Regions from separate parts of the Homo sapiens genome. Here region 1 is linked to region 2. Evidence: chromatin loops called from intact Hi-C (ENCODE). Cell type or tissue: ascending aorta. All regions are shown on one strand. Each heading gives the region's core, and the rest is flanking DNA. Links, peaks and the distances in the headings are about the cores only.

Region 1 (2,895 bases), core at 266-2,765, 150 kb before region 2:
CTGCCTGGCGTGCGTGTGTGGGTGGGTGTGGATCCTGCCTAGTGTGTGGGTGTGTGGATATGTGTACATGTATGTGTGTGTCTTGGCTGGTATGTGCATGTGGGTGCGTGTGTGTGGGTGTGTACATGTGTGTGTGTGTCCTGCCTGGTGTGTGCGTGTCAGTGTCCTGCCTGGTGTGTGTGTGGGTGTGTGTCCTGCCTGGTTGTGTGTGTGTGCGCACGTGGGTGAGTGTGTGGGTGCGTGTGCACGTGTGTGTGTGTCCTGCCTGGTGTGTGCTTGTGAGTGTGTGTATCCTTCCTGGTGTGCATGTGTCTGTGTGTGCATGTGTGTGTGTGTGTGGCCTGTGCACTCACAACACTGGCTGAACCACAGGGGTGTCGTCCAGGGCTGCTGAGGGCACCTGGGAAAGGAGCCGGGGCAGACCCTCCCTGCTGGGTGCTTGAAGCTGAGGGTCAGGACGGGATGGGGACCCGGGGCCCTTGAAGCAGGTTCTCCCAGGTCCTCCGCAGTTACGTGGGAGAGCCCAAGGGCCCTCAGTGCCACAGGTAGGGGCAAGGTCCTCCTCTAGCACTGCCCAGACCCTGTACGGAGCAGAAATCCCTGGAAGAGAAAAGAGAATTGGGGTTTCAGAACCCCTTTTTCCAAGGAAAGAATTTCTCTGCTCCCAACAGGAGCCTGTCTGATTCTCTTTCCCCCTCTCTGTCTCTCTCTGTCTGATTTTCTCTCCTCTCTCAGTCTCTCTCTCTCCTACTTCCCGCTTTTGCTTTCCCTCTTCCCAGGGCCCCAGCAGGGTCTCAGCCATTTGTATCCACTGAGGGCATCCAAAAGCGTTGATGGGCCAAGGCGACCAGCTGGGCTGGGAGGGCAGTGCAGGCGGCTTGTTCTGGGACAGTGAGGCCCAAGCACCCCAGAGGGAGGTGGAGACCCCCTGGGCAGACTCCTGCTCCCCCAACAGGTCCTGGGCTGCGTGCTCAGTGTCCAGGGTCAGGGGCTTGGGGACAGCTAGTGAGGAAGTCTTGGGTCTTGGTGAGAAGCCAGCAGAGCCCTCTGTCCCTGTCCTGTGCAGGACCAGCCAGACCTGGAGGCCGACTGCCAGAGGGGTTCCTAGGACCCCCGGGCAGGCGATGTGGACCGTGGGGTTCTGGGGAGAAGCTGGGGGCTCCAGGGCTGTGGTCTAAGCGCACCACTGTGCCCCATATCCCAGTGTGTCCTTTGCAAACTACAAACCCAAACCAAACACAACACCAGCCCTGGGGAGGCCAGGATAAGGAGCAAAGGCAGCCGAGAGGTGGGCCCTTCCTGCGGCCATGGGGCTTTGGAAACATGTGGAGACCTAGTTGGCCCCAGAGGCCGTCTCCAGGGCCCGCCCAGCAGCCCAGGGCTGCCCCCTGTCTATAGGTTTCCTCGCTGAAACATCAGTGCAATTTTAATTCACACTGCTGGACTTCAGGGGAGGGCTGATGCTTCATGCGCCCCACGCACAGCTCTGCGCTTTCTGTAACTCGCCGCCTTCTCTTTGGGGACGTTTGTCTTCAGTTTCTTAATTTTCAAGAGCCCATTACAGACGGATGTCACCTCCATTCCCTCAAATACTGTCGCCCTTTTCCCCCGTGAGCTGCATGGCCTTTTCCTTGGTGCGGGGGCGGTGGGGGGGCTGTTTTTTTTTTTTAATTTTTTATCTTTTCTGCTGCCGGCACACGGTTCTGGGTTTCACAGCGTCAGACCCACCAGCCCTTGCTCTATGCTCAGGGCTAGAACGCAGCCGCTTCCTTCTGCAGGTTGTGCCCTGTTCAGGTTAGGTGTGTTCCAGCACCTTCTGAGTTTGTGGGGTGGAGGAGAACCTGACCCGTCCGTGTTTATCCTGACGTGCAGACCGCGGGAGGGACGCTTGAACCGGGTCCTGCAGGGAGGCCCCTGCCCTTGTCTTCTGGCCACGCCATGGTGTGTGGCTGGCTCTGCCCTTGGCTTCCTCCGAGCTGTGCCGCAGCCACAGTTTTTGGTTGTTTTCGTTTTTTTCATCATCCTGATGATCCATATCAAATACTTAAACTCACAGAAAAGCAAGACTCCCTCTCTCTCTCTCAGACATTTCTCGTCATTGTCCAGTTGTCTGCATTTATTTTGCCTTTGAGAAAAACTTTGGAGCTGTTTTCTTCAAGTTAGAAAAAGGTTTATTTTGTAAAATTGTTATGTTTCTGTGTTTGAGTTAGGGGGACTGGACGCTTTATAACCTTTAATTCTTCCTGTGAAGGAATGTGAGGCGGCTGTCCATTTCTCAAGGTTCCTATCAAAATGGCTTTCGCTCACATTTTGTAGTTCCATTCACAGAGCTGTGACCCATTTCTTGCTGGGTTTTACTTCAAAGGATTTTTTAGCCAGAAAGTTAAAAAAAATCAAGTGGACATAATTAAAACTCTTATACTTCTTTATGCCTGTACTGCAGAAAAAATAATAATAAAAATAATGACAGTTCTAGCAACCATGAGCAAAATTTTTGCATGCCATTGGAAAAGCGAGGGTTGGTCACGCCTCTGGTCTGTCCGCTGCATGGTGATAAGCTGAGGCATCCCCATTTGAGGCTGAGGTGATGGTGTGGTGCAGGCCGCAGCTCCAGGCCCCGCAAACCTCACAGGGGAGGCCGTGGCCCAGGCTGCGTCCTGCAGTGACGCTGCCCTGGGGTCTCCAGGCAGCTCTCCTGGGACCCGCCTGCTTCCCCTCCACTGCCTTCCTCCTCCTCCCTCCTGGGCCTATGTCCTAGATAAGCCTGTTAAATTAGCCCCATAATACTTAAAATGCTAGTCCGTTTAATATGTAAACAATGACAATTTTTTTTCAAAGGGTTTAGGATTTAAATTAGTTTTTTTAAAAAACCCAATTACTGCCGTTTAATTCGGA
Region 2 (2,895 bases), core at 128-2,627:
TGCTTGCCATGTACCGACAGCAAGGTTGGACTCTGAGCATCCCCCAGCCCAGCAGGAGCACGGATCTGGCTGGCTCCCAGGTGCGCCTGGCAGAGCCATTCTGGACGCTTAGGTGAAATGTGCCGCCAGGCACTGGGAGCAGGAGGCGGGCCCAGTGGAAGTCATAAATTACTATCTCATCATATAAGTCTTTCCTTTCTCATTAATTTTGCCTGGTAAATGAACCTGAGTTTGCCAGAATCCAGCCAAGTGAGTAACATCGGCCTGTCAGCCATGGGCTTGACAGACCTTGTACGTAACAAGTTCCCGGAAAGGATCAACCGGATATCGGGAATGAAAAAGTGGGGGCACCCCGTCCCATAGACACAGGCCAACCCAGCCTTCGCTCCTTCCTGCCTGCCTGTCTCTCCCTGGCCCCTCTGCCCACCCCTACCCCGCTGCAGGACACCCCCAAGATGAAAGGGCAAGGAGAAGGAGGGCCTGGGGGACCTGGCTACCAGGACTTCCGGACAAACAGTTGTCAGGCACTCGGCATGCCCCGAGGTGGGGGGGTTCAGGACGGGTCACCCTGTCCTGGTGCAGGCAGCACTCCTCGGTGGGGGCAGTTTTGGGCACAGTGCTCGAACCAAACGCCAGAGCCGGTCCTGCCCAGTGCTCCAGTTCCCTCAAGAACTCCATCCGGTCCCCTCCAGGAGAGACCGGGCAGGGCTCAAAGGGACCTTCCTCCTGGACTTTAGGTGACCTTTTGCTGAGGGTGACGTGAGAACCACCAGTGAGAGCCAGGGGGGCGGGAGGGGAGTCATTCCAAACTGGGGAGAGCCGTGCACATCCAGCGTGGAAGTGGGTGGCACCCAGCCAGGCCCTAGTCTCTTCTCGTGGGGCCAGCGTCTGAAGATGCCCTCCCAAGCCATTCACATTGCGGCCAAGACCATGTTTCCCTTTCTCTGTGACCCAGCTGCGCCCTGTGGGTCTGTGCACTCCAGCACACGCGTGCCTGCTGCGGCCTCCCCGGTCTCTCTCACGCCGTGGGTGCCATTTCCGCTCTGCCGGCTTTGGTCTCCGGACACCACGTCGTGTTGACAATTACCCACAGCCAGGACTTGCCAAAACCTGGAGTTGAAAGGGCTTCAAGGGGGGAGAAACCAACTGGAAAGCTGTTTTCTGTTAAGGCAGGTTTATTTTTCCTTGCAATTATGTCTGACTAAAATGTCCTTGTGCGGGAGTCACTTCCCAAGAGAGGTCTGATTCATCCTGCCCTGGGCAGCCCCCCGGCCCCCGCCATCCTCGCCAGGCCTGCCATTGGGCCCGCGGTGGGAGTCCTGGTCTCAGCACCGCAGACTCCAGCAGCGACCAGGCCTCTTGAGGGGCTCTGTGGGTCCATCCCAGGATGGAAAGCACCCCTGAACCTCTGGGAGCTCAGGAGGGGAGCGTGGACTCTGCTCGTGCCCGGCCCTGAGCTGCCTCTGCTGTGGGAGCCTCTCATACCTACATGAAGTCAGCTGCATGAAGACTGGCCAGCGACCCGGACCCGCCCGCAGGAAGGCCCCACGGCCCTAACTCCGCCGGTGTCTGACCCCGAGCTGTCCCAGCCCATGGCCTAGAGGAAGCCCAGGGTTCACATCCCAGGGAAGCTGCAGGGCCTTGGCAGCATGTTCAGCTCGTCGGCCCCAGCCAGCTCGAGGTGCCGTGAACAGAGCCAGCGAGGGGTGCCGTGAACAGAGCCAGCGAGGGGTGCCTGTTTCCTCACGGTTTCCCCTTTCTCCCTGGAGAACAGCGCCAGCCGCCTTGTAAATCACCCCTTTGCCCCGTCTGACATCTCCTGTTGCCTGGGCCGCCTCGGCCTGGACCCTGAGGCCAACCTAGTGATGGAAAGAGAGCGAGCCCTAAAGGGGGCTGGGCTTGGTCAAGTTCAGCACTTCCTCCGCCATCTTCTCCCCATCCCCCATCACGACCCCGGGCAGCGTCTGCCTCTCGTCCCCGTGGTGTTTGCCATCACCAATCCGTTTGATTGATCATCTCGGTGGCCACAGGTTGGTAATAAAGCTGGTTTCAGAGCCTCTTGCATTTCCCCCAGGACCCCGTTGGCATGACAGGACTTGACACCAGCCATTCGTCACCTGCTGCCTGTGGTCTCTGCACAATGACCAGCAGACAGACAAGAGCCAGGCCAGGAGGAGGCTTCGGGAGAGGCTGGGCCTGTGCTCAGGGCTGAGTGAGACTAGTGGACGTGGCCGGCCCCATGCCTCTCTGTGCACGGCTGGATCTTGCAAACAGTCGAGTCCTGGCTGCTGCGCCACCCGGGGATGGCATCGTCTGTCACACGCTTCACTCTCCCTGTGGCGCACTGGCATCCACCATGCCCACCTCAGAGGCCAGGAGGCACGTCAGCCGGGAAGGCTGCAGGGAACCCCCAAGCCCAGGCCACCAGGGCCCTACCCTGCCATGGGGCGCACTTGCTCAGGCCTCTCCTCACCACAGGGTCTCTGGGTGCCTCTGTGAAGACAGGATCCCAGTACAGGAAAGCCCCAGGCTGGCCCCGACCCTCTCCTTTTCTGGGAGGAAAAATGGGTTTATGTTGTGAATCCGCTGAAGCCCCTGGGACGTTGTCCAGGGACAGGGTCAGTGAAAATGTCTCAAAGGTCGGGGACTGGGCACAACGAGGCATTGACCCCAGATGAATCCACAGAGCTCCCGGAGCAGGGGAAGTAGCCCTTGTTCACCCACATGCACACACACACGCGCGCACACACGCACACGCACACACATGCACACACGCGCACACACACGCACACATATGCACACACAAACGCACAGTTGTGAACACGAGCATATGCACATGCACACACGTGCACAGGCACATGTGCATAACCACTGTGTAAACACACCCAGGCACAA

Evidence for each region. Peaks named below come from ENCODE experiments on the same cell type or tissue, not always from the same donor. Only the 100,000 strongest peaks of a DNase experiment are listed, where the experiment ranks them.
Region 1: it touches region 2 in a loop (1.9-fold over the local background); 2 of 110 quality-filtered maps call a loop at or near these places.

Annotation. Positions count from the first base shown.
Region 1 is chr1:3,129,141-3,132,035 of GRCh38, forward strand. All of the region lies in intron 1 of PRDM16 (PR/SET domain 16), which reads left to right. Among named protein-coding and RNA genes, the nearest start is that of MIR4251, 2.6 kb to the left of the region's middle. RefSeq lists an enhancer at 1-24. In ascending aorta, for the core only: a CTCF peak has its summit at 1,396; no DNase peak of the experiment used is centred there; H3K4me3 peaks cover 115 bases; H3K27ac peaks cover 2,268 bases.
Region 2 is chr1:3,274,991-3,277,885 of GRCh38, forward strand. All of the region lies in intron 3 of PRDM16 (PR/SET domain 16), which reads left to right. It overlaps LOC124903828 (collagen alpha-5(IV) chain-like), which reads left to right. Exons shown (of 2, transcript XM_047436627.1): 1 at 1-2,895. Among named protein-coding and RNA genes, the nearest start is that of MIR4251, 150 kb to the left of the region's middle. RefSeq lists an enhancer at 264-1,463. In ascending aorta, for the core only: no CTCF peak of the experiment used is centred there; DNase peaks (open chromatin) are centred at 761 and 1,151; H3K4me3 peaks cover 1,404 bases; H3K27ac peaks cover 2,500 bases.